Linked DNA regions of Homo sapiens: all the other regions are linked to region 3. A link is a loop called in an ENCODE intact Hi-C map of the cell type or tissue named here. Cell type or tissue: heart left ventricle. All regions are shown on one strand. Region 1 overlaps POU2F3 (POU class 2 homeobox 3). Region 2 overlaps GRIK4 (glutamate ionotropic receptor kainate type subunit 4). Region 3 overlaps GRIK4 (glutamate ionotropic receptor kainate type subunit 4).

The links. A loop is a pair of places that touch in the nucleus more often than their neighbours do. Peaks named below come from ENCODE experiments on the same cell type or tissue, not always from the same donor. Only the 100,000 strongest peaks of a DNase experiment are listed, where the experiment ranks them.
Region 1: it touches region 3 in a loop (5-fold over the local background); 4 of 110 quality-filtered maps call a loop at or near these places.
Region 2: a loop joins it to region 3, with 4 times the contacts of the local background. A loop is called at or near these places in 38 of 110 quality-filtered maps.

What each region holds. Positions count from the first base shown.
Region 1 is chr11:120,313,280-120,321,279 of GRCh38, reverse strand. It overlaps POU2F3 (POU class 2 homeobox 3), which reads right to left. Exons shown (of 13, transcript NM_014352.4): 11 at 5,853-5,919; 12 at 3,916-4,051; 13 at 1,335-2,927. The coding sequence ends at 2,888. Among named protein-coding and RNA genes, the nearest start is that of TLCD5, 8.0 kb to the left of the region's middle. RefSeq lists a cis regulatory region at 7,397 and an enhancer at 7,325-7,469. In heart left ventricle, no CTCF peak of the experiment used is centred here; a DNase peak (open chromatin) is centred at 3,979; H3K27ac peaks cover 2,655 bases.
Region 2 is chr11:120,949,473-120,957,472 of GRCh38, reverse strand. GRIK4 (glutamate ionotropic receptor kainate type subunit 4) reads right to left here. Exons shown (of 21, transcript NM_014619.5): 15 at 4,509-4,618; 16 at 520-693. It overlaps LOC101929208 (a long non-coding RNA gene), which reads left to right. Exons shown (of 3, transcript NR_133004.1): 2 at 6,433-6,524. Among named protein-coding and RNA genes, the nearest start is that of TBCEL, 71 kb to the left of the region's middle. RefSeq lists an enhancer at 1,473-1,973. In heart left ventricle, CTCF peaks have their summits at 4,255 and 4,456 (motif pointing right); a DNase peak (open chromatin) is centred at 4,492; H3K4me3 peaks cover 362 bases; H3K27ac peaks cover 240 bases; H3K27me3 peaks cover 440 bases.
Region 3 is chr11:120,681,883-120,689,882 of GRCh38, reverse strand. All of the region lies in intron 3 of GRIK4 (glutamate ionotropic receptor kainate type subunit 4), which reads right to left. Among named protein-coding and RNA genes, the nearest start is that of GRIK4, 170 kb to the right of the region's middle. In heart left ventricle, a CTCF peak has its summit at 4,772 (motif pointing right); no DNase peak of the experiment used is centred here; H3K27me3 peaks cover 2,643 bases.

The DNA of each region.
Region 1 (8,000 bases), 370 kb after region 3:
AAATGGATGAAAATCCAAGTTTTGGACAATGCAGAGGATCAGCTTTCAGCACTCACCTGAGTAGGATGTCAAGGTAGCCAGGACTTCTGTAGAAAAGGGTCAGCTCTAGCATCCATGGGCATACAGGGAGGAATGCATGCATGCATGTGTATGTGTGCAGAGATATGCACAGATGGGCTCATGGGTGGTGGAGCAGTCCCCTTAGTTACTTAAAGTACTGCGGAAGGCTCCTCTTGCTGTCTCTTTGCTACATACCTGGCCCCTTTTAACTAGATATTTTCTTGAGAAAGTAAACATTACCATTAGGCCTTCTCCCACTTCATGACGTGAAATAGGAATTTTTAAAGCCCCATTCAAACATCAGGGAGCGGTTAACTCTTCATTATTAATATTTAGGTTTCCTGTGTGGATATTATTATTTGCAAGAAGTGTTTAATCCTAATTTTAGTTTTTCCCCATCAGCCATTACATTTTTGAAGGGCCTCTCTTTCCCACAGGTCAGCGTTTATCTCAGTAATGGTAACTATTTATTACTTATTTTATTTTTTGAGACGGAGTCTCGCTCTGTCGCCCAGGCCGGAGTGCAGTGGCACAATCTTGGCTCACTGCAGGCTCCAACGGTAACTATTTAAATTTGTATTAATCTAAGAAAAAACACAAGAATAGGTTTGCTGCCTTTCAACCTCCTAACCAAAAGTCACAATGCATTCTGAAGCCATATATATATATATATATATATATATATATATATATATATACATGAGACAAATATGTATATTTGAGACAGGGTCTCACTCTGTTGTTCAGGCTGGAGTGCAGCGGCATGATCATTGCTCACTGCAGCCTTGACTTCCTGGGCTTAATAGATCCTCCCATCTCAGGCTCTTCAGTAGCTGGGACTACAGGCATACACCACCAAGCCCAGCTAATATGTGATTATTAAATTACCCTCTGCCTTAACTATTTATTGCTTTATGTTGTGAGTAATGAACAACTGCCGTTCAGGGTATCTGAGACATGAGACATTAGCCTCAGTCCCCACCTCTTAAGTTTCAAATGACTTCACCTTAAACATTCACCATCCTCCCACTTACAATATCTCTGGCCTACTCTGCCCTCAAGGTAGTTATGTTACAGAGAGTAACAACTCTGAATTCTTCAGGGCCCTGTAATAACATATGTCATCTTTAGCATCAGTTTGGGGAGTAATACACTTAATGTCCCAATTTGAAACATTTTCTGTCATCCCATTTCATTATATGCACTCACATGCCCCCCACAACAACAAAAAGGCACAGAACAAGAATCTAAACCTCTTCTTATCAACAGTGGGATACTTTTCATAATCACTATACACATTTATTTAGGAACAGTGAGATTCCTTTGAATCTCAACAGTTTCCTAGACATGTAGTCTTTTTTTTTTTAAGTTACCATTTCTGGAATGGCTTCATGTTACATCTCTACAAACTGGCCCACAAAAAAGCAGACTCTAGAGATAATGTTCCCAAAGAAGTCAACAAAGATTCCCAGCCCAGGCCAGGCGCGGTGGCTCACACCTGTAATCCCAGCACTTCGGGACGCTGAGGTGGGTGGATCAGGAGGTCAGGAGTTCAAGACCAGCCTGACCAACATGGTGAAACCCCATCTCTACTAAAAATACAAAAATTAGCTGGGCTAATTTTTGGTGGTGGGCGCCTGTAATCCCGCTACTTGAGAGGCTGAGGCAGGAGAATCGCTTGAACCCAAGTGGCAGAGCATGCAGTGAGCCAAGATCATGCCACTGCACTCCAGCCTGGGCTGGAGCAAGACTGTCTCAAAAAAAAAAAAAAAAAAGAAAAAGAAAAAAAAATCCCAGCCCATGTGGGAACTCTGGAAGGTAGCACAGTATTTCACACTTTGGTATTTCCCCCCCTTTTTTTTAAAGAAGATAAAATATTACAGAGACATTTTCAAAAATCACACCTGAGTTAAACATTTTGCTGGAAAATTCCACATTAAGGAGTTAAGAACATAATGCAAAAAATGGGAAAGGGCTATATACAGGTACTTTGCCACCATCATTGTTGTGTGTTTGCTCTTGTGTTCTTCCTTTTCTGCTGCCAGGAGAAAGGAGAGGGGACAGGATAAAGAGAAACACAGGGAGGAAGGGAAAGAACAAGCACTCCTGAGCCCTAGGCAGACGTGGACAGACAGAAGGGCACCAGCAGGCGTTGCAACATGCCCAGGGCACCCACCAAGGGCAGCTCTTTTACACCTTCTGCAAAAAGGAGGGGACCTGGAGGGCGCAATAATGAATGGATTTGATTGTAGAAAAGGGGGCGAGGTTAAAAAGAAAATGGGGTGAGATGAAGATTCCATCAGAAAACTTAGCTGTACAGAGAAAACATCAAGGCTTTGGTGGAGATATCAGATTCAAATCTTTTCACAGATTTTGGGATCAGTTCAGGGGTTGTGGCCAAGTTCAGAGTCAAAACTATTATCTCCCCTTCTGGTGTTTGGCACCCCAGCCAAATGGCTGTCCCCAGAAGCCCACGGATGAGTTGGAGAATAACAGCAAGAAGTCTTTTCTCTGAAAGACTATTGCCACAGTGAAGCTGGCTAAAATATTTGGAACTAGAAGGCAAGGGCATAGGCAAGGAAGGTGAAAATGGTAAGCTCCTAGGAGGGGCTGTGTATTTCAAGAGCATTAGGAGTCTGCACTTGGTTCAATCACAGTTTGGATCTCCGGAGGCCCTTGCTCTTGAAGAAGACAAGAGTCTGGGTTCATTGATAGTGGAGATTTTCTTCCACTCTTCTGAAGGCAATCTGTCTGTATATAGAAGGCATGATTCCCTTCCTTCCAGGGGGAATACAGGGCCAGCTGGAGTAGGAGAAACTTTTTGGTCTCAGTGGAGGTAGGTGGAATGATTCCATCGGTACCAAGATCTGGAAGGAAGAAAGAAGTCAATCCTAAAGCTAATAATGTGATGGCGTAAGATGGGAATGGGGAGTGACTGCTAGCAGGTACAGGGGCTTTTGCAGGTAGGAGTAATAAAAACATCCTGGAATTAGATAACGCTGATGGTTGCACAACCTTGTGAATATACTAAAAACCACTGAACTGCACACTTTAAAACGGTGAATTTTATGGTATATGAATTATACCTCGAAACAATTTTTTAAAGCTGGTAATGTATATTATATGGTCCTCTTTCTCTCTCTCAGTAGGGGTAGGTGAGGAGCGCCAACGTTTCGGGCTATGCAACAATTGGCCAATAAGAACTGGCTGCCTTGCTGAACCGCCTGGATTTGGACAGCTGGGTTCATCTTTTCTGACGAACTCAGGTCTGTAACCTACACATCTCTGTGTTGTTCTGAATCAGGGCAGAATCTCTCTTTCACAAGGCATCAGCTCTGAGAATACTTTTTAGAGTAGATTCTTTGCTTCATGAACTGAAGCCCAGGAGGCTGCCTGCCCCACTGCATCCCAGCTGGGAGTGGGAGACAGGAATTGGCACCACTTCCCCCTTTCCCTGTGTCAGCCATGTTTGAAGCCCAGGGTTTTCTTTGTGCCTAAGCTCTGGGCTCACATCAGAACCTCCTGAGAACTGGGTTCCCATGAAGCCCAGCAAAGGACCTGGCTCTTTCTGACATGAGTGTTTGGAAATTTCCACCCTCAAAGTAAGGATGGAAATTTTGACTTTGTTGACATCAGCTCCTTGCCAGGATGGCTCACTGACTGAAGCTTCTTTTTAAAATCTCCACTCCCTAGGGATAAAGTCCAGTCTGGCTGTCACTCTGTCCTCTCTGTGCCACCCCATTCCTCTTTTCCAACCCTTTCTATGACAAGCTTTCTTTCCCAAGGCATAGGCTCAGCTTCTCACATGTCCCTTGGCCCTGCTGGGATGTCTCTGCACCGTCCCCTTCACCTTACCCTGAAGAGTTAAAACTGGAGGCGGAGTTCACTGCTGCTTTGGAGTTATTTTGAGATGCAGTGGGGCTGCTGGCGTGGAGTCCTGAGCCAGGAGATGAAGGCCTGCTGTTGTTCCCAGGGGAACAGGATGACGTTACTGAGGATAAGGAGAGGCAAAAACAAGGGGGAAATAATGCTGCTGGATCCCGGGACATCGGGACATAGCCCCTCAGACACAAATTTCCTGGTGTATCCCCAAAGGGACCTCACCCTCTCCCTAGCCACACCCACCTGACTACCTCCTGCCTCATTAGCATCAACTTCTGCCCACACCCAGAGGGGCTGTCGTCACAAATGCTCTCTGCAGCCCAGGCCCTGGAGAGTGGTGTGGCTGGTTCTGCAAGTCTAAGACTTGCCAAATCCAAGGACAGATGCCAAAATCATCCTACTCTAGGACACACCCTAGGCTGGGCACATGCAGCCCCAGACCAAGAGGCGGTAGGAGAAAAAGAACAAGAAGGAAGAGAGGAGGAAAGAAAGGCAAGTGCATAGGGGAGAAAGAGAACTTGAGGGCACGATGAAAGATTGCCAGCTGCTCTAGTTCTCCAGTCTCCACAAAGAAAAGGTGCTTGGTTTTCTAGAAACTAGAGTAATGAACTGAACTGGGCATGGTGGCTCATGCCTGTAGCCCAACACTTTTGGGAGGCTGAGGCAGGAGGGCCGATTAAGCCCAGGAATTCAAGATCAACCTGGGCAACATGGCGAAACCCAGTCTCTGCAAAAAATACAAAAATTAGCCAGGTGTGATGACATGCACCTGTAGTCTCAGCTACTCAGGAGGCTGAGGTGGGAGGATCACTTGAGCCTGGGAGGTCGAGGCTGCAGTTAGCCATGATTGTGTCACCACATTGCCTGGGCAACAGAGCAAGACGCTGTCTCAAAAAACAAAACAAAACAAAAACAAAAAGAACAATGAACTGGGAGTGAGGGGACCTGAGCCCTGTCTTGGTCCCCAGCCATCAACTCAGCAGCTCTGTGGCCTGTGCTGATTTGTTTCACTTTCCTGAAACTTATTTTCATCCTCTGTGAAATGGCAGATTTGTATTTGGATTAACTCTTGTGTTTGTGTTTCCCAAACTGTGTTCTATGGATAGGGTGACATATATTTTACCATCCAAACTAAGACCCTAAGACACTTTGAAAAGTGGAAGGGGCTGAGTGCGGTGGCTCACGCCTGTAATCCCAGCACTTTGGGAGGCCGAGGCGGGCAGATCACTTGAGGTCAGGAGTTCAAGACCAGCCTGACCAACATGGAGAAACCCTGTCTCTACTAAAAATACAAAAAATCAGCCGAGCGTGGTGGCACACGCCTGTAATCCCAGTTACTCGGGAGGCTGTGGCAGAAGAATTGCTTGAACCTGGGAGGCAGAGGGTGTGGTGAGCTGAGATCGTGCCATTGCACTGCAGCCTGGGCAACAAGGGTGAAACTCTGTCTCAAAAAAAAAAAAAAAAAAAAAAAAGTGGAAGGAAGTGCTATTGATAATTATGTCAGGACATGAAGCAGACACTGGGACTGTCCTGGCCACCCTTGGGCATGCGATCATCCTGTCTAGTGCGTTGAAATAATTAGGTGCTTTTTGAGGACTAGAGTATTACTTTGGGAAGCCTTGCCTCCCCTGGGCCTTCCACACAGTTCATTTTGGAATTTTATGCACCTAAGTGCTTAGAAGTGCTGCAGTTAAAGCAAAACAAAACAAAACAATTCGCTTGTTTAAACTGGGCTTCCTCAGCATTTTCCAGACTTATTTGATCACAGAACCCTTTTTTCCCAACACAGATTTTAATATCCTTTGAAATGCATTTAGGGAAGCCTGACTTAGGTAGATACCTTTCAGTTCTAATATCCCATTTTTTAAAAGAATTCTGGTGTTCTTCAGAAATCTCATTTTAAAGCTCACCTGTTCCAGGCATGGTACTGTGGACAGGAGGGACAGAGAGGGGGCCCAGAGACCCTGAGGGAGATACCTGAAAAACAACAGAAGCTTGTAAATGTCCATTTCTGCTCCCTTCTCCAACTTCAGATCACTCTCCAAAGACAGTAGGCCCCAGACTCTACAGAGACCAGGGCTTGGCTTCCTTGGTGATTTCCTAGCCTACATGCCATCCTCCTTTCTATGGGAAGGCCTCTGGACCACATACTGGCATCCAGAACCAGGTCCAGTCTGCCCCGGAAGTTCCCTGGTGTCAACACCAGGGCCCTCCAGCCCCTGACAATGTGTATTGCCTGATAAGGTTTCTTTGACACTGCCAAGCCGAAGGCTGCCTTGCCTGAGAGCCCTGGAGGTGAGCAAGACAAGCCTCTTGGGCCCTGCTGTGGCAGATACTGCTGGTTGCCTGTCATTTTCTGGTCTCCATTGCTTTTTCCCTAAAAGAACCCTGCTTTTGCTGAGGACAGCAGGGTTGCTCAGCCTAGCAGCCTCTCGCAGGCTTTCCCACTGTGATGGATGAATGGAGCATGGACTCTCCAGAGGTGACTGGAGGCACTGAACTTTGGTCTCTGAAGCTTTTTATTTTGCCCTGGAGACCTCATAGCATCATCAGCTCTGAGATTAGAAAGGGACCTGGGATAACTTTGTTTACCCTCCCATGCAATTCAGGAACCTCCCCCTCACTGTTACTATCCTAGAACAATGTAGAACAAGATGTAATAGAAAGAATAGACTTTGGAGCCCAACAGGTCTGGGAGTAAGACAGCTCCACCACTATCTGTGTGACTTTGGGCAAGTTATCTAACCCTACTGAGATTTGGTTTTCTCATCTGTAAAATAGCAGCAATACTTCCATTATATATTTTAATTAAGTCATAATGAGATAATGTCTGTAAAGCTTCCAACCCAACAGCTGGCAAAGAGTGTCAGCTTGTTAAATGCTAGTTCTCTCCCTTTCTGGAAGAAGCAGCTGTCAACTGCTGTATATTTCTAGATGTTATTCGACTCTTCTTTTGAGCTAAAATCTGTGTATTTTCACTGCCCCTTATTCTTCTCATGCTAACAGGGGAAGCTCTGACCAGGTGTTCGCAAAGGCTATTGAAAGGTAGTTCTGCTCTCCCCAGTTTGGAAGATCCCACCCTAACAGGATGCAGCATGTACTTATTTCGTCATTAATCAGAAATGGTTTTCCTGTTTTCATTTACTTTTCCTTATACAATGAGCCTCCTCAGTAGGCTGGGGGCCTGTGAAGGGTGGAGACGGGCACAGGTTGGGAGGGGTGGCAGAGTGGTAAGAGATGTTATCAATAATCTCCCTACCTCTTCTCCTCCCTCCCTGCTGTCACACCCAAGACATGTGTTGTTGTTGTTGTTGTTGTTGGTTTGAGATGGAGTCTCGCTCTGTCACCCAGGCTGGAGTGCAATGGCACGATCACGGTTCACTGCAACCTCTGCCTCCTGGGTTCAAGCGATTCTTTTGTCTCAATCTCCCGAGTAGCTGGGATTACAGGCACCTGCCACCATGCCCAGCTAATTTTTGTATTTTTAGTAGAGACAGGGTTTTGCCACGTCGGCCAGGCTGGTCTCGAACTCCTAACCTCAGGTGATCCACCCATCTTGGCCTCCCAAATTGCTGGGATTACAGGCGTGAGCCACCATGCCTGGCTTTGTTGTTGTTTTTAAATAAGTGATAATGTATTTGGTCAGTGCGGCCAGCTTGTTTCCTTCTGGAGACAGGCTAGGCATATGCGAACAGACATATACGTGGTTCCCCTTTTTTATTTTCTAGATATATTGTAGCATTCTGCCCACACTGATCTGCACCATTTTGCCTTTCTACCTGCTAATCATTTTATTCCAGAAGCAGAAGAAACTATGTCCTAGTCCCAAGGGACTGTCTCAATGAGACCCAAAGATAGGATCAGAAAATTTTCTCCCTCCTTTTCCTTCATGACATCACAAGTGTTAGTGTAACTATTTATTTCATGTCCTTCACAGCCATTAGGCTGTAGACTTCATGAGGGCAGGGTAACGCCTGTGTGGTTCACTGGTGCACCCCCAGTGCTTTCTACGGTGCCTGGAACGTTGCAGGTGCTCAGTAAATATGTGTCGAATGAAA
Region 2 (8,000 bases), 270 kb before region 3:
CTGAACGACAAGAGTTGCGTTTTCCCACACCTGCTGAGGTGAACAGGCCAGCAAGCCCCCAGAGCCAGAGGCAGAGACACAAAGCCTCAGAAGGCTGGTAGAGGGGATGTGATGTAGCAGCCAGGCTGGCTTCCTCCTGCAGGGACTTCCTGCCAGCAGGCTTATACTTGCATAAATCTGCATATGCCTTCTCAAACCTCAGGTCATTTTCAGGTCAGGAAGTTACCATTGCTTTGCTGAAATTCATCAAGGCTGTTTTGTCACCTCCTCTCCCTTCCTCCCTTGGCTCCCCTCTGCATCCAGACCCCAGAGAGTAAGGGGAAGGGGACCAGATGGCACAGAGCAGGCCCCATCCATTGCCCCAAGCTTCTGAGCTGGCAGAAAGCACTCGGCTTCCTGCGTGGGTCTGCTGTAAGAGGCAGAGGCTCTGGGGCTCTAGAAGCTAGAGCCGGCTTATCAGAGGGCCCCTTTTGTGTCCCCACCCCACCTGGCCTGGTTCACCTCTGCCTGGGGCCTTACCAGACGCCACTGACACAGCGGGTGGATAAGGCGCGAGGGGCGATGGTGGAGCCTTGCTGCATGAACCCCCCGACCGGAAACCAGAGGCTGTTGCCCAGGGAGTACTGGTTCACCAGGAGGTTGCACCGGCCCTGGGCACATGGGTGTGGGCTGTACCACTCGTAGGGCGTCAACCTGTGGGAGAAAAGGAACATACACTAGTGCCACAGAGGCGGGGTGTGAAGGGACACAGGCAGGCTCTCCTGGCTGGTCTCACCTCTGAGACCGGCCTGTGGCCTTGGGCAAGCCACTTCCCTTTGCTGGACTTGGAGTTTCGCAACCAAAAAAAAAATAAAATAAAATAAGTGGGTTGAACTGGGTTGATGGTTCTCAAACTTTTTTTTAATCAAAGAGACATTTTTACCCCCAATAAATTCTGATGTGGAACTCCAAAATACAGAATAGAGGATGGCCAGGTGCGGTGGCTCATGCCTGTAATCCCAGCACTTTGGGAGGCCGAGGCGGGTGGATTGCTTGAGTCCAGGGATTCGAGACCAGCCTGGGCAACACAGCGAAAACCCGTCTCTACTAAAAAATACAAAAAAATTAGCCAGGTATGGTGGTGTGTGCCTGTAATCCTAGCTACTCAAGAGGATGAGGTGGGAGAATCACTTGAGTCCGGGAGGTAAAGGCTGCAGTGAGCCAAGATCCCACCACTGTACTCCAGCCTGGACAAACAGAGTGAGACCCTGTCTCAAAAAAAAAAAAAAAGATTAAGTGGAGCCCCTGAGGCTAGGAGTGTCAAGAGGTGGACAGCCTGGGAAGCCGCTTGTTCTGTCACTGCCAGTGACAGGGTGATGAGAGAGATATTAGTGTCCCTTAGAACCACGGTTTGAAGACCCTCAGCCTAGAGCAGTGGCCCTCCAGCCTTAGCCTACCTCAGAACCACCAAGCCGGTGTGCTGACACAGATGGCTGGGCCCAGCCTCAATGCTTCTGCACTGGTAAGTCTGGGGTGAGGCCTAAGAATTCCCAAGTTTCCAGATGATGCTGGTGCCACCGGGCCAGTGTCCATACTGAGAGCCACTGGCCTCGATGGTGTCTAAAGCCAGGCTCTCCCTGTCTGTGTTTCAGACCTCCCCAGAGCCTTTCAAAAAAAAAAAAAGAATGCTGCTGCTTGAGTTCCACTCCCAAAGATTCTGGTTTCATTGGCTCAGGTGGGGCCTGGACATCAGTGTTTGTTTAAAGCTCCCCAGTGAGTGTAATGCACGCATGGGGCTGAGAAGGGCTGCTCTAAGCTCTGTGCCTTGGGGTGAGGTGGGGACACTCCCCTGCTTTCCCTCTCAGCCTCACCACTGGCGTCTCTCTGAATGGCCCCTCTGATGCCCAGAATGCCTGCTCTTCCCCTGCCCGCCAGGGAGATGCTTGCAGCCCCGGCCCATCTTGTACGCAAAGCCTTCCAGCTCTGACGAGAGAAACTGTATGCACAGGTGTGCACCCCCAGGAGGGCGGGGTGCTGTGTGCTCGGTGTTATCTTCACACTGCTCTTTCCCGTCCTGCACTCGGCCTGATGTGCACTTAGTGTTCCCACTGTCGCTGCCTCCCGTTTCCATCCGCGCCTCTCCTTCCTGAGTACAACACAAACGTCTCAGCATTGGTCCTTTGACCTGTGAGATGTGCTCTGTCCCTCTGTGTGGGTCCCGAGGAGCTGGCTGGCACTCTGGTGCCCCACTTTGTTGGCTCCCAAGCCTACGGACCATTGGTGGGATCTGCAGAACTTCAAAGATACAGATTCTCAGGCCCTTCCCCTAGAGATTCTGAGCTCATGGGACCTGGGAATTCAAATGTCTAAAAGCTCCCTACAGGACTCTGAAGATCAGCTCTCTTGGGAATGGCTACCTAAGAGCTGTTGTTTTCAGACATTTTTTTTTCCCTGTAAAATCTTACCCGAAGTACAATATATAAGAAATAAAAGTAGAGCTGGTCTGGATGAGGAGGAGTTGGGGACCCAGGGCTCTGGCTGCCCAGCCTCTTGTCATTCCACCCCCAAAGGCTCTGGTTGCTCCCAGGAGCCTTTGCAGTCCATAGAACCATGTTTGAAAATCACTACCTTAAGACAGAATACCCTAGACTCCAGTATTGTTTGTGTGTGTGTGTGTGTGTGTGTGTGTGTGTGTGTGTGTGTGTGTGTGTAGTGAGAGAGAGAGGCCGTATGGTTAGCCCTTTAGCACATTTTCTGTTAACCTTTCTGTGATGCTAGATGCTGGAGGGGGTGTGTTTGGATGTGGAGGGGAGGGAGGAGGGGCAGCGTAACACCCCAGGGCTGGTTGAAAGCTCTAGGCTGCTGTGGGTATGCTGAAGCAGGCTTGTATGTATCTGCTCTCCAAACCCCAAGACTTTTCAGGGCCCTTGAGGTGACCTGAGTGTTGTGGCATGCCACACGCAAGGGCTCACATCCAAGGGGCAAGTGTGAATTACAGAGCAGTGGCACCAGGCTCACGGAGACAGCCTCCTAACATGGCAGCAGTGTGGCAAAGTGGAGAGGGGAGGTGTCAGACAGCGTGCTAGCTCCCCATCTCGCAGGCCGTCACTGACAGCAGATACTCAACAGTGGCCATGCCTACAGGCCCGAGAGGGGTTGGTGGTGCCCAAGCAGCAAACTCTGCCACGTTTGAAAATGACCAGGTTGTCAGCAAGGCCTGTCTTTTTTTGGCTGCATCTTGTGGGCCCCAAAGACCTTCCTGATCTTGGGGACCTTGGTCTCCACTAGAAGAGGTATGTGCAGACAGGTTGATGCAACCCTTCTCTGGCAGTCTGGGAAGTGCCCTCAGGGGTTAGGTAGCCCGTGGTTCCCTAGGGCTTACCATGCGGCAGCTCCATCCCCAAGTGCCCCCATCAATCCAGTGAATGAACGTGCCCTAGGGGAAGACCCCACCCACCCCACAGAGATGGGATGTGCACTCTAACACTGTCTGCCCTCCCACTGTGGCCTAGAGGCAAAGGTAACAACTGAAGAGACACCTGCAAACCAGAGCCACGGACAGATTCCAGAAGCTCCTCCTGAGTAGTTCTCTGCTCCCACATAACAGCCCTTTGTGAGCCTCCACTGCAGTAAGTGGAGGGTTAGCAGCACTAGGGACCTGAGTGAGTGGCCTGGGAGCCACCAGGGCTCATCCCACTTCTGGAGGGTTAAGCTGGCTCTCCTGCAGCTCAGGCTGGCCCAACAGCCTTGGCCTGGAGCGAAACTACCTTTGCTGTGCACAGTCTTGGGAGGCCACAGCCTCAGGCTGCTCCTCAGGTTTTTCCAAAGGGCCAGGGCAGCCCCTGGTTTCCTGGGGATAGGGCAGGGCTTATTCTCCCCCCTCCCTGGTCTGGCCCGTGCGTCTCAACTCAGCACTTCTTGAAAACGCCTCTCTCCATCCCGTCTCCTTGCCACCCGCCAGCAGCCTCCATGGTTCCCATTCGACAAGGCAGCTGTGTTTTCAGAGGCAGGCCCAGGCTGTCTGCAGAGAAAGCCTTCTCCCTGGCCTGCTCCACTGCAGCCCCCAGTGCCCCCAGTCCAGATTTGCAGGCTCTGTTCCTTGTCATTCGGCACTTTGTGGCAGATCCTTTGTGGCAATGACTGATGCCAGGGCAGCCAAATGCACAGTGCTTAATGAGAGTCATCTTCCTGCCAACCCCACCCCTCCTCTCTTCCCAGGGCTCCTACACAAGCAAGGGGCTTAGGTGGGGGTCTGGGGAGAAGTGGGAGGGGACAGGAGGCAGAGGTGCAGAAGCCAAGCCACCTGTCTGCGTCGTGCACAGTGGGGAATGTTTGGATGGGCAGCATGAGGTCGACAGCTGGGCAGAGAGCATTTCAGGCCCCCAGTCCTTCTCCTGTCCTTCTAGTTTGGCACCAAGATCTTCCCAACTCCTCCTCCCCCTCTCCTCCTCCCCACCCCCTCCCCATGCAGTTCCCAGAGGTGGACACGAGGTGGCGGTGTAAGGACAGGGAAGGGAAGAGGAGAGTACCGAGCCACCAGGAAGAGGACACAGCTGACGGCCAGATAGGCTAGAAGCATGAAGAGCCAGACGCCCGGAGAAAATGGGTCCAGGAAGGAGAAATAGCCGGGTTTGCGTCCCTGGAAATGGAGAGAAAAACAAGATTCACCGCACATATTCAGTCAACATGACCTTGGGGCAGGCAGGGCGGGGTAGAGGAGGTAGTGAGTGTGGGTCTGGCCCCAGTTCCCATTTCTGTGGGTTCTGGGTGATTGGTTTAAATGACACTGGGAATGAGGGTGTTGCCGGGCTGCGCAAATGACACGACCCAGCCCTGACCTCAGCAGGTGACACAGAACAGCAGCAGGGGCCATGCCACTCCCTGGGGTGAGGCAGGCTTTGTGCTGGCAAAGAGGAACAACCCTCAGTGCCCCGAAGTACCACCCTGTGTCCTCCATCGGGGGTGGAGGATGGACTCAGGAAGCACCTTTGAGCTGCTGCTGTCTGCATTGCTGAATTCGACCACAGCATCCCTCTTAGACACTCACATCTTTTTCACCAGGATGCTAATACAACCGGAGTCTCTGGGTTTTGTTTGCAGGGTGATCTCACACAGTGAGACCTTCCCCCGTCAACCTCAAAACAGTCCTGGGAGGCACAAATTATTATTCTCATTTTACAAGTGAAGAAGCCAAAGCCGAGGGCAGTCAGAGATGTGCCCGAGGTTCCACAGTGCGTAAATGGAAGAGCCGGGACCCAAAAAAGCCCATGTTTCCTGACTCAAAGCCCAGGGCTCACTCCACTGCACCGTGGGAAAACACGTTGCAAGGCCAGGGATGAGTCTGGCCAGAGTCCTGTGAGCCAGACAATGGAGCCAGGAATGGAATCCTGGGCACCAAGCTCCCCGCCATTCTTCACGGGAAAACAAAATGGAATGAGAAGGATGGAGTTAAGTCATCTGCTCCAAGTCTTTAGCCGTGTGGTCTCAGGCAAGTTCCCACCCCTTTCTGGCCTCAGTTGGAGTGGGAATAGATCCGAGGTGACACACCAGTGGCTTATGGATGCATACGGCCCACAGAGTTGAATTGTTTATCCTGCAGCATCTACCTAGTTTGTATTAGTTGCCAGCGTTAAATAATTAGGTAACTTCACATACAAATCTAGATTTCTGGCTTTTTAAAAAATGGGGTGATCCAACACCACTGAGTCCAACTTCCCAACTGGCTGAAGCTGAGTGTGGGCTGCCCACTGGAGACAGGGCATATTCTCTGCAGCTCCATGCTGCTACCCTGTCTTGTCCCAGGCTGGTTTCTTTCATTTACTATAAAACCACTGGACTAGATGCACCCTAAGGACTATTGTAAATGGAAAACGCTATGATTCTATGATGCCAGAAATCCAGGAAGTCCATGGATAGGACTGAAAATCAGTACTAAGCTCAGGGTTCTATGAACAGGTAAGCGTTTAAGCTCAAAATTGTATCAGTCATGGCGCAACCTACTGTCACTATCAAGGCATGTCATTTTTACACTGGGTTTCCCAGAAACACAAAAGGGAACTCCCTTTGCCAATACCGAGCTAAACTCAACCAGCCTTCTGAGCTTTCATTATCCAGGGGAAGCTAGAAGAAGCTGAGAAACTCCAAGTAGCAATAGCTATTTCCACGGCTGCATCTGAGGCAGGTGGGAGGAGACAGTTCTGCACGCTCCTGTTGTATTTGCATAGCCCCCATCATGGGTGATTTTCCGCTCCTCTTCTGGATGCTTTTCCCTTCCTTCTTAGGGAGCCGGTGGGCCTGCGGTGCAGTTTTACTTTCCTCTTTGGAGGGTACACGGAGAGGATGGAAATACTCATCCTCTGCCAAAAAGGGCAGCTGTTCTTGGGCACTGTGGCCTTTCAGCAGCATGACAGTGACCTCTCACGTGATCTATCTGAAACTGTTTTTCTTTCACAGTATTGGCTCAGACCACGGAACTGCCCTTTGATACCAATTGCAAGTTCTCTGACCCACTGTGGATCCATGCTCAGTCTGCATACAACACTCAGGTATTACTGGAAAAATGAAAAATCTGGGGGACAAAACCCAGTAACTTAGGGAAGGGAACAGGAGAAGAATGAGGAAATCATTTGAGCTTGGCTCATCCCGTCATTACATAAATCCTCTAACAGAAGGCAAAGGACTCCAGAGCAGCAGAATCCAAGTCCCCAGTTAATCATTCCTGTGTCCATCATGGCTTGACTGTGTTTCCTTCATCATCCTAAGAGCCAGAGGCAGACACAGGAAGACACAGAGAGGGTAGCATCCATATACAGAGTCCAGAAGCAGTAAAGGAGCCGATCATGCCTATACTCCTACTGCAATAGAAATCACTAGTGTGGTCCACTCCTGGGGTCTTTTTTGACCCCCAAGTTTCTCTGAGTAAATGTGCATGAATTCCACATGCCCTGTCACTTATGACTATTTCAATCTGTCTCTCAACTGAAAAATCTATTACTGTTGCTTTCTGAATCTGAAAACCCATTAGATGCTCAATGTCAGAAATCTATACCTGATTATATCACAAGTGAAATTGAGGAAAATGACAGCACTATTTAAAGCTGCCATATTTGGTTATGGGTGATAAGGAATGATGCACAGCTGTGGGAAAAATTCCTAGAGACCAAAGTTATAAAACAGAGAACATCACACGAACAAAAACCATGACATAAACAAAGCTCCCCCAGAAACATATCAGTCACGTTGGCAAGGCAACATCTGATTCTACTTGTGATTGACTGACGCCAACCAGAAGAGCAAGGAATGGGCAGTCATTTGAGATTTGGGTCTGGGCTTATACAGCCTTGGCTTAGGCTAAATCCATGCTGTCTCTATGATGCCAAAGAGAAGTATGTGTCTTGCAAGATTCTGAATGCCTACCATTTTTTTCTATGTGGATGGTTTAGATCACTTTCTTCCCAAAAGACATGTGAGTTACTGGCGCTTGGGGCAAATCAGGTGTCATATGCCATAGGCATTTCTTCCAAATAATTGATTTTCCTTAGCCCAAAGGAGGTATGACAGTGATGCCTTTCTTTTGAAGAACTAAAAATGCTTCACTATGTTCTCTTGATTTCAATACCCAATTTTCCATACTGACAGATGGAAGAACTGGGACCCAGGGAGGTTAAGTGCCTCGCTCAAATCATTGGCAATGGCTTCAATTTCTCTGGTGCTCATTCATCAAGCTGTGCCATAGGCATGCCACACTCTCCTTCATTCAAATGGCAGCTGTACTGCATCTTCCTCTCCTTTTCATCTTCGCATCTTTATTTACTCCAATAAATTCCCTAATTAATCCCACGCCTTCTCCCCAATGCCAGCAAACTCTCAACCTACACACCCCCTTAGAGTACTCTTAAACATTATTTATTTATACCCATCACCATTTATTGTGACTCTGCTGTATTTATAGGCATTTGTATTGATTTATACACGTCTCTGTTGACTGTGAGTTGGGCCAGTTCCTTCTGGTGAATACAATC
Region 3 (8,000 bases):
GGAGACCATGGAGATGAAAGGGTGTTCTCCTGCCTTCAAGGAGTTTGCCCTGGCGGGGGTGTGGGAGTAACCAACAGACAGAGACAAAAGCTGCTATGAGATGAGCAGAGTGTGATTTATTTTAACAGAGGAGGAAACTATCAGGTAACTCAGAAGAGAAATGACTCATTTGGACTGGGAGGATCAGGGAAGTTTCCAGAAAGGAGGTGATATGTGATCTGGGTCTGAGGTAAAGGGTAGACTTTTCATCAGGTGAAGATGGCAGGAAAGGACATTTCAGGCACAAGGAACACCACCAAGAAAGCCAAGGGACAAAGAAAGTGCTGGTTGTCTACAGGAATACTGAGTGGCCAAGTGAACTCTAGAACAGGGGTGCAGTGTAGGGTTGGGAGGGAATGGAGGAAGATGATGAAGGAAAGGAGGGTGGGTATGGCTGGATCATGGAAGGGATACTGCACACTAAGGAGTTGGTATTTCATAAATAAGAGAAACCCTAAGAAATTCCTGGGCTGTCAACAACAGCCAGGTCTGTATTTTGGGAAGAAAAGCATGGGTTCAACATTTAGAATAGGCTCAAGAAGTGAGGGATGGGAGGCAGGTAGGAGGCTCTTGCCAGGCAAGAGGTTATGAAGGCTCGACGAGGGTAAGGGCAGAGGCAATGGAAACTTCCGGTTTCCATAGAATTATGTCCGTGTTATCTCAATATTGTAGCAGCACTATTCCTCAACCTGTTCCTTCTGCCTGGAAGGCCCTCCACCCATCCCTGTGGCTTACCCAAGCCCTGACTGGGCTTGGTGCTCCCAATGCAGCAGGGGCCTTCTTCCATCCTAGCACCTAGGACTATTGTTATTGATCATCTGGTTACTTGTCAGCCTCTACCATCAGACTGTGAAGTCCTGAAGGGTAGGACTTTGGTCTTTATCTCTGTTTTCCCAAGACCTGGTGCAGAAAGGTTTCTGTGATGGAAGGGAATATCCATACAATGCTCTCTGCACATACAACCTCTCTTTCTTCCATACCACATCCATAAGCACACTCCATTCTGGCATATATATGGGCTACTCCCATGTTCAACCTCTCTCTTACATCTCACGCCCTTTCTGACCCCCATTGCTCTACTTCCAATGTAAAGCATCCTTGACTAGCCTCTCTCAACCCCATTAAAATGTGATTAATTATTTTCGGCTCTCATGCAGATCTCCATATTGGATTATCTGGGCTGAAACACAATCTGTTTGCTGGTATCAAAATGCTGCTACTCACCCATGGGATTAACACTCTGACAAAATCATTAGAAACCTGATGAAGTATCGAGGCCTCCTGGGCTTGCTGAACACTCATTCCTCATCCCAGTGAATGCCTTCTTCCTGGGCCCACAGTTACACTCCCATCCATTTCCCTGCCTTCTTCATGGTGAGGCAGCCCAGACACTCAAGGGAATGCCTTAAACAGTGTTTGCTCCTAGTTGGCTGGGCCAGCTACCAAGACACCCAGCTAAGAGCTGCTCTTGTAATCCTGTGGTTTTTATGTGTTAATAGTAAGCATCTGACTTCCTCTTCGGGGTAGGGTGGGATAGTTTGTGGCCAATCAATGCTTCCACTAAGAACTAGAAATGCTAGAAGAAATATAACAATCATCTGTTTCAAGGCACCATTGACCTGCTGGAGCAAGAAGGATGGGAGAGGATACAGTTACTGAGGGGGGAAAGTGTGAAGAGGTGAGCTGATATTCTGTAATCACTTCCGGAGGGTATGTCATTTCTAGGCCCAGGATGAGAGGCTGAGAACCCAGGTTTGCAAGAAGCAAAGACTGCTGCTGGGGGACAAAGAAGCCAGCAGAGCTCTGGCAGCCTTGGGACTAGAGAGAGAAAATTAAGGACTTGAGGGTCCTCAAATATAGGGTCCCAATTTTCTCCTTAAGTCATTTACAGAATTCTGAAGCTGAATGGAGGAGAAGGCCAAAAAATCTCAGCCGAAAGTCTCTATAAAGCAGAGAGTGTTTTCTGGCCATTCTGAGGCACTGAACAGCAAGACTAGAATTGAGGACCTGCTGGGGAGGGGACCCAGTAAACACAGGAGGCTCTCAACTAATGGTGGCTCTGCTCTGGGAAAGGAGTGAGCCAGAGGTAAACTAAATCTGACCAAAACACAACCCGGCAGGGACTCAGTTCAGGCTTTAATTGGATTAAGATCATTGGTTTTACTCTGCCTAGCAATGAGTAAAACACCTCTTGAGGAAGATCACAGCAGGTACAGCCTATACAATGTCGAGCATTCAATAAAAAAGTTATTAGGCAGATCCAACTACAGGATCATATGGCCAAAATCTAAGAGGGAAAAAACAACAACAACACACAATAGAAACAGATTCACAGGTGATCTAAACAGACAAGTTAACAGAAAAGGACTTTAAATGTGATAAATGTATTCCAAAAAAATGGAAAGAAAATACAAAAAATAGATGAAAATAAAGAATCTTACCAGAAATTGAAAACAACAAAAAACAATCACTTGGAAATTCTACAAGTGATTAAGAAACATCTTAAAGCGCTGGAGGTTCATTAAAGCAGTATGGTAAAGTGGAAAAAGCACTAGAACCCAAGAGTGAAAAGACCCAAGGCATGGTCCCTGACTCTGCCTGTATCCAGCTAAGACAGCCTGGGGAACCCGCTTCACTCCTGAGCCTTGGTTTCCATATCTGTCAAATGGGATAATGTCATCTACTCTATTTACATAAGCGTCAAGCAGACAAAATTAAATAACACACATAAGATCTCTTTATAAATTACTAATCATACAAATGTAAGGTATCATTATCATAATAGTCTAGCATGAATTCAAAACAGTGCTTCTGCTCCATCACCAGAAGTATTTTATGTCAATGTCAGGTAATTAGTGTGCCCTTGACTAATTATTATAAAGGATTTTAACCAGAGAAAGCTAAGAGGGAAATAATAGCACAACAGCCAACTCACTGTTACTTATGTTGGAGTTAATAACGCACTTTGGGAATTATCCCTGGACAACTGAAAACCCTAAACTAGCTTTTTCCGCTGCTCTGCCTATGCGTGGATCACCACCTTCAGTTTCCCAGGTGGTGTATGCTCATGGAATGCAAGCTCATATTAATGTATGCCGATAAAACATAATCAGCAAGGTAAATCTGAAGCAGAAATACCTAAATGCTTTCCAAAGCCAACGGCAATAACGTTGAGACAGCCTGTTATTTGGATTCTCCACATCACTGCTTCCCTCTGTTAGCATATTTAATGGAGAGTAACATGCAAGCCTTCACATATAGACGTGATGCAGCCCATCCACTACCAGCAGGACTTGTGAGCTTCCCTGGTATGGTACACAGGCACTGTGTGAGGCCCCCTGGGGAATACAACTATTGTAAGGCCATGAGCCTGGCCTAAAAGGAACTTTCAGTTTTTAGGAAAGATACCGTGTGCTTAAATAATTATAATACAAGGTAGACAGTGATTTAGGTACTATAAGTGGCACAGTTAAAGAAGTACAGGTATTTGTGTGAAAGCTGATTTGGAATTGGGTTGATAATAGACTTCACGGTTGAGGCAGCAACAGAGTTTGGCCTTGAAAGACAGAAAAATGGATATTCTAAGCAGAGGGCAGGGTATGAGTAAAGTCACACTTTAAAAATGCAGGATAGGTATGAAGAATTGGGTTCAGATTGATGGATGTATCATGCTTTTTTTTAAGAAACTAACATTTATTATGCGCTTACGATGTGCCACATAGTTTACATACATTATCCCATTTGGTGTCCAAAATAATCCCTTGAATCACATGTAATTAATCCCACTTTAAAGGTATACTGAGACTCAAAAGTAAATTAATTTACCCAACATCCCTCAGCTGAAATCTACAGCCTAAGTAGATCAACACATGTTGAACTCTGCGCACAGCTGGAGTTGGAGAGAGGTAGCGCTGCAGATGATTTGGAAGTTGTTTACTTCCAGGGAGGGCACAAGATTGCCCAGAAAGGGTGAGGGAGGCACAAAGGGCTTAGGGCAGAAGAATCATCAGCAAAAGAGACAAGAAAGGAGTTGTTAGCAATAAGAGAAGGACTGAGAAAGACGACCATAGCCTAATGGAAACCAAGATCAAGAGAGAGCTTCAAAAAGCTTCAGAACTGCAACTGCTGCAAAAGTGAAGGGGGATGAGATGAGGAAGACCAAGAAAATGCCATTGGGTTGGTGGTCTTCAAAAAAATGAGTTTGATAGGGAAAAGAATGCCTAGGTCCAGGTGTGTGCATGGAGAAAAAGCCGGCCTGCCCCAGGGACATGGGGCACAGCAACAGAACAGCCTAAAGCAGAGCTTTGAACACTTGTCTGATGGCATCATCTGGGGGTACCTATTAAAAATATTAACTTCCAAGTCCCATCCTAGTCCCACCAATCAGAATCTCTGGCAGGTGAGGGGTACGGGCGGACCCAGGAGGTATCCCAGAAGAGCCCTACATGACAAGGGTTAGACCCATGTTTCTCAAACTTTAATGAACATGAGAATCACCTGGGGATTTGATGAAAATGCAGACACTGATTTAGTACCTCTGGGATAGGACTGGAGATTTTGGATTTTCACACTCTCTTAGGTGATGTCAATGCTGCTGGTCTGAGGGTCATATTTTTAACGACAATGAACTAGACTAAAGCTCACTTGTCCTCCAGAGAGGGAGGTGTCAACACCTGGTTCCTCTTGGCACCTTTCCTTTCCAGTACCTGAAGACTAAGCTCCAAGCTCCTTTCCACACTCACCGACAGATGGCAGCAGATCTAAATGTCATCTTCCACAGAAGTACTGACTCAGAGGTTCCCTTCCATTCCATCTGACTTCCTTCACAGCTTAAAAAGCACCTTTATGGCCAGGTGTGGTGGCTCATGCCTGTAATCCCAGCACTTTGGGAGGCTGAGGCAGGCGGATCACGAGGTCAGGAGATCGAGACCACAGTGAAACCCCGTCTCTACTAAAAATACAAAAAATTAGCCGGGCGCGGTGGCGGGCGCCTGTAGTCCCAGCTACTCGGAGGCTGAGGCAGGATAATGGCGTGAAGCCGGGAGGCGGAGCTTGCAGTGAGCTGAGATCGCGCCACTGCACTCCAGCCTGGGCGACAGAGCGAGACTCCGTCTCCAAAAAAAAAAAGCATCTTTATTTACTCCTCCAAGATGAATCACCGTGTCAGGTAAGCACAGAAAAGCTTTCCTTGACTACTCTGGTAAAGAAAGGGTGAATTCTCCTGCACCTAGGCTCTTTACCATATATTTAGAGTCTGCATCATTCATTGAACACTTAAATATGTTTTGCCTTGCTAAAGTAACTAAACGGTCTTGCACTGTCATTCACTTTTCATGTGTGTTCGTATTGTCTCCACAAACTCTTAGAGGTTAGGGATCAAATAATGTCAATTTTCTTCTTAACCCTGACTTACAATGGCTTGGCCATACTATGAATAACTGAATGGGCCAACCGACCATCAATTAAATCAAATTCATATTCCATTTGTTTCGCTTTGATTTCTTTCCTTTTTTATTTCTTAGAAACTGGCTCTTGCTCTGTCACCCAGATGGGAGTGCAGTAGTGAGATCTCAGTTCACTGCAGCCTCAATCTCCCAGGCTCAAGTGATTCTCCTGCCTCAGCCTCCCAAATAGCTGGAACTACAAGCATGCACCATTACGCCCAACTAATTTTATTTTTTTGTAGAGCCAGGGTCTCCCTATGTTGCCCAGGCTGGTCTCGAACTCCTGGCCTCAAGCAATCCTCCCACCTCAGCCTCCCAAAGTGTTGGGATTACAGGTGTGAGCCATTACACCCAGCCTCACTTTGCTTTCTTCCCAGAGAAACAAAAACAAAAAAAGTCTTGCCAGAAAGTGTTAGTGGTCTGGAAAAGTTCTGTACTTATTTGCAAGTCTGTGTTCAGAATCTTCCAACACATTGCTAGGGATAACGTTTTCTAGCCTGGCAAACGGGTACTCCAGAGCTTGTGCTGACTTTATCTAAAAACCTGCTGGTCTGTCAAGACCCTTCTTTACTTTTCTATGGCTAGCCTCATCATTGACCAATATGCCCCCTAGGCACAAACTTCACAGCTTTCCACTCTTTACTTCCAGTTACAATGTCTTGGCTGGTTAAGTCTGGTCTATACTTTAGTCCTGCAGTTCATTATGCATTCACTAGACAATGTCTATTTTGCAAATCTTTCTTTTTTGAGCAAATATTTAGGTTGCTCAGTCCTGGGCTCACCATGCCACTTTCCAGACATTCTCTCCCTAGGACACGGCCTGGTCCCACGGCTCTGAATACCACTTATATGTCAAAGATTCTCCATTTATGTCGCCACCTGGGACCTCTTCTTCTAATATCTTATGTCCATCTGACTCCCTGACATCTATACTTGGATGTTTTACAATCATTTCTCATTTAACATGTGCCACATAGAATTCTTGATCTCCCCGCCCCTACCCCAAGGTCTCTCCTCCCTTCTTCCCCTTCTTAATAAATGATACTTTGGCTACCTACTTGGTCATTGTTGAGCTTTCCTTCATCATTCACATCCAGCCTACTACCAAGACTAGTCAGTTCAACTTCAAAAAGATGTTTACTTCTCACCATCTCCATTGTTACCCTCCAAGCCAACATCATCTCTGGCCTGGATTATGAAATAGTACCTAAAGCCATTTTTTTAGCTTTACACTCATTCATCTATCGGTTCATGCAACAGTTTATGGAGTGTCCACTCTGTGTTAGTCAATGCTCTTAAACCAGGGCAGCAAGCCCAGGAAAGACCAGTGAGTAAGTCTGCTACAATGAAGGTATCTCTGAGGAACGATGACACACAAGGAGGGTATAAGCAACAAGAGAGAGGGGGAGCAGTATCAGGGAGCGTGTCACAGAGAACACGACACTTAACCTGGGTTTTAGAGAACGAGTAAGCATTCACCAGGCAGACACTTGGAACAAAAGCCTTCTAAGTGTAGTGACAGAGGTGGAAAAGTGTGTCATGTTCAGGGATCCTCAAGCAGAGAAAAGTTGAGAAGGTCCATGGAGAGGTGGCTGGTGAGGTAGGGAGGGGCTTGGATCCTATCCTATAGGCAGTGTGAGCATGGGGAAGGGTTTAAGCAGGGAAGAGGCCACATATCTATGCAACCCACTTCCCATGTATAAGATGGAAACTGTGTCGGGCACTGGGAATATGGTTCAAAATGCAGAAATGGCATTTTACCTGTAGGATAAATAGGAGTTGGCCAGATGGGAAAAAAAAAAAAAAAAGATGGGGGCAAATAGTGGTCTAGACAGAGACAAGAGCATGCATGGATACGGCCCTAAATCAGGAAGCCTCTTGGTGCACTCAAGAAACTGATACTAGGCCAGTGTGGGCAGAACTTGGCGAGAGAAAGAAAAAGCATCAAGAGCTGCAAATGGAGGGAGTCAAGACCAGACCATGCTACAGGCCAAATAAGCAAGTGTGTCTCCTCTTTGAAGGACTCTCCTGGGGACCCAGACCCACTCCCTGCTCAAGTGAAGCCTCGCTGGGCCTCTGGCTGCCACCATCTTGCCTTCTGCCAGCAGCAGGGAAGCCCTCCCGCCACCCGTCTGCCTGTCCATTGGCCGCCAAGGTGACACCACCAAATGCATTTCTTTCCAGCCTGTGCTCTGAGAGACACCAGGATTTGCATTTCAATTCGACTTCCTTCTGACGATTCCAGCCAAAGCTTGGAAATCACTGCCCCTGTCACTGTCTCAGCAGCTCGGTTTTTCTTCTTTCCTCCCTCCACCTCCAGGGAGGGCTGTTTTTATCTTGACATCTCACTCCTCGATGCTGAGAAAAGTCATCCTTAACAGCAGTTTTATTGCCCAGTGATATTAACACAATGAAGGAAATCATTGCTAATTTTTATGAATTATCTCATCATCTGCAACTAATTAACAGCTGCTGAAAGAGCAGGCATTATGCTTCCCCTTGGAGAGCCTTTACCCG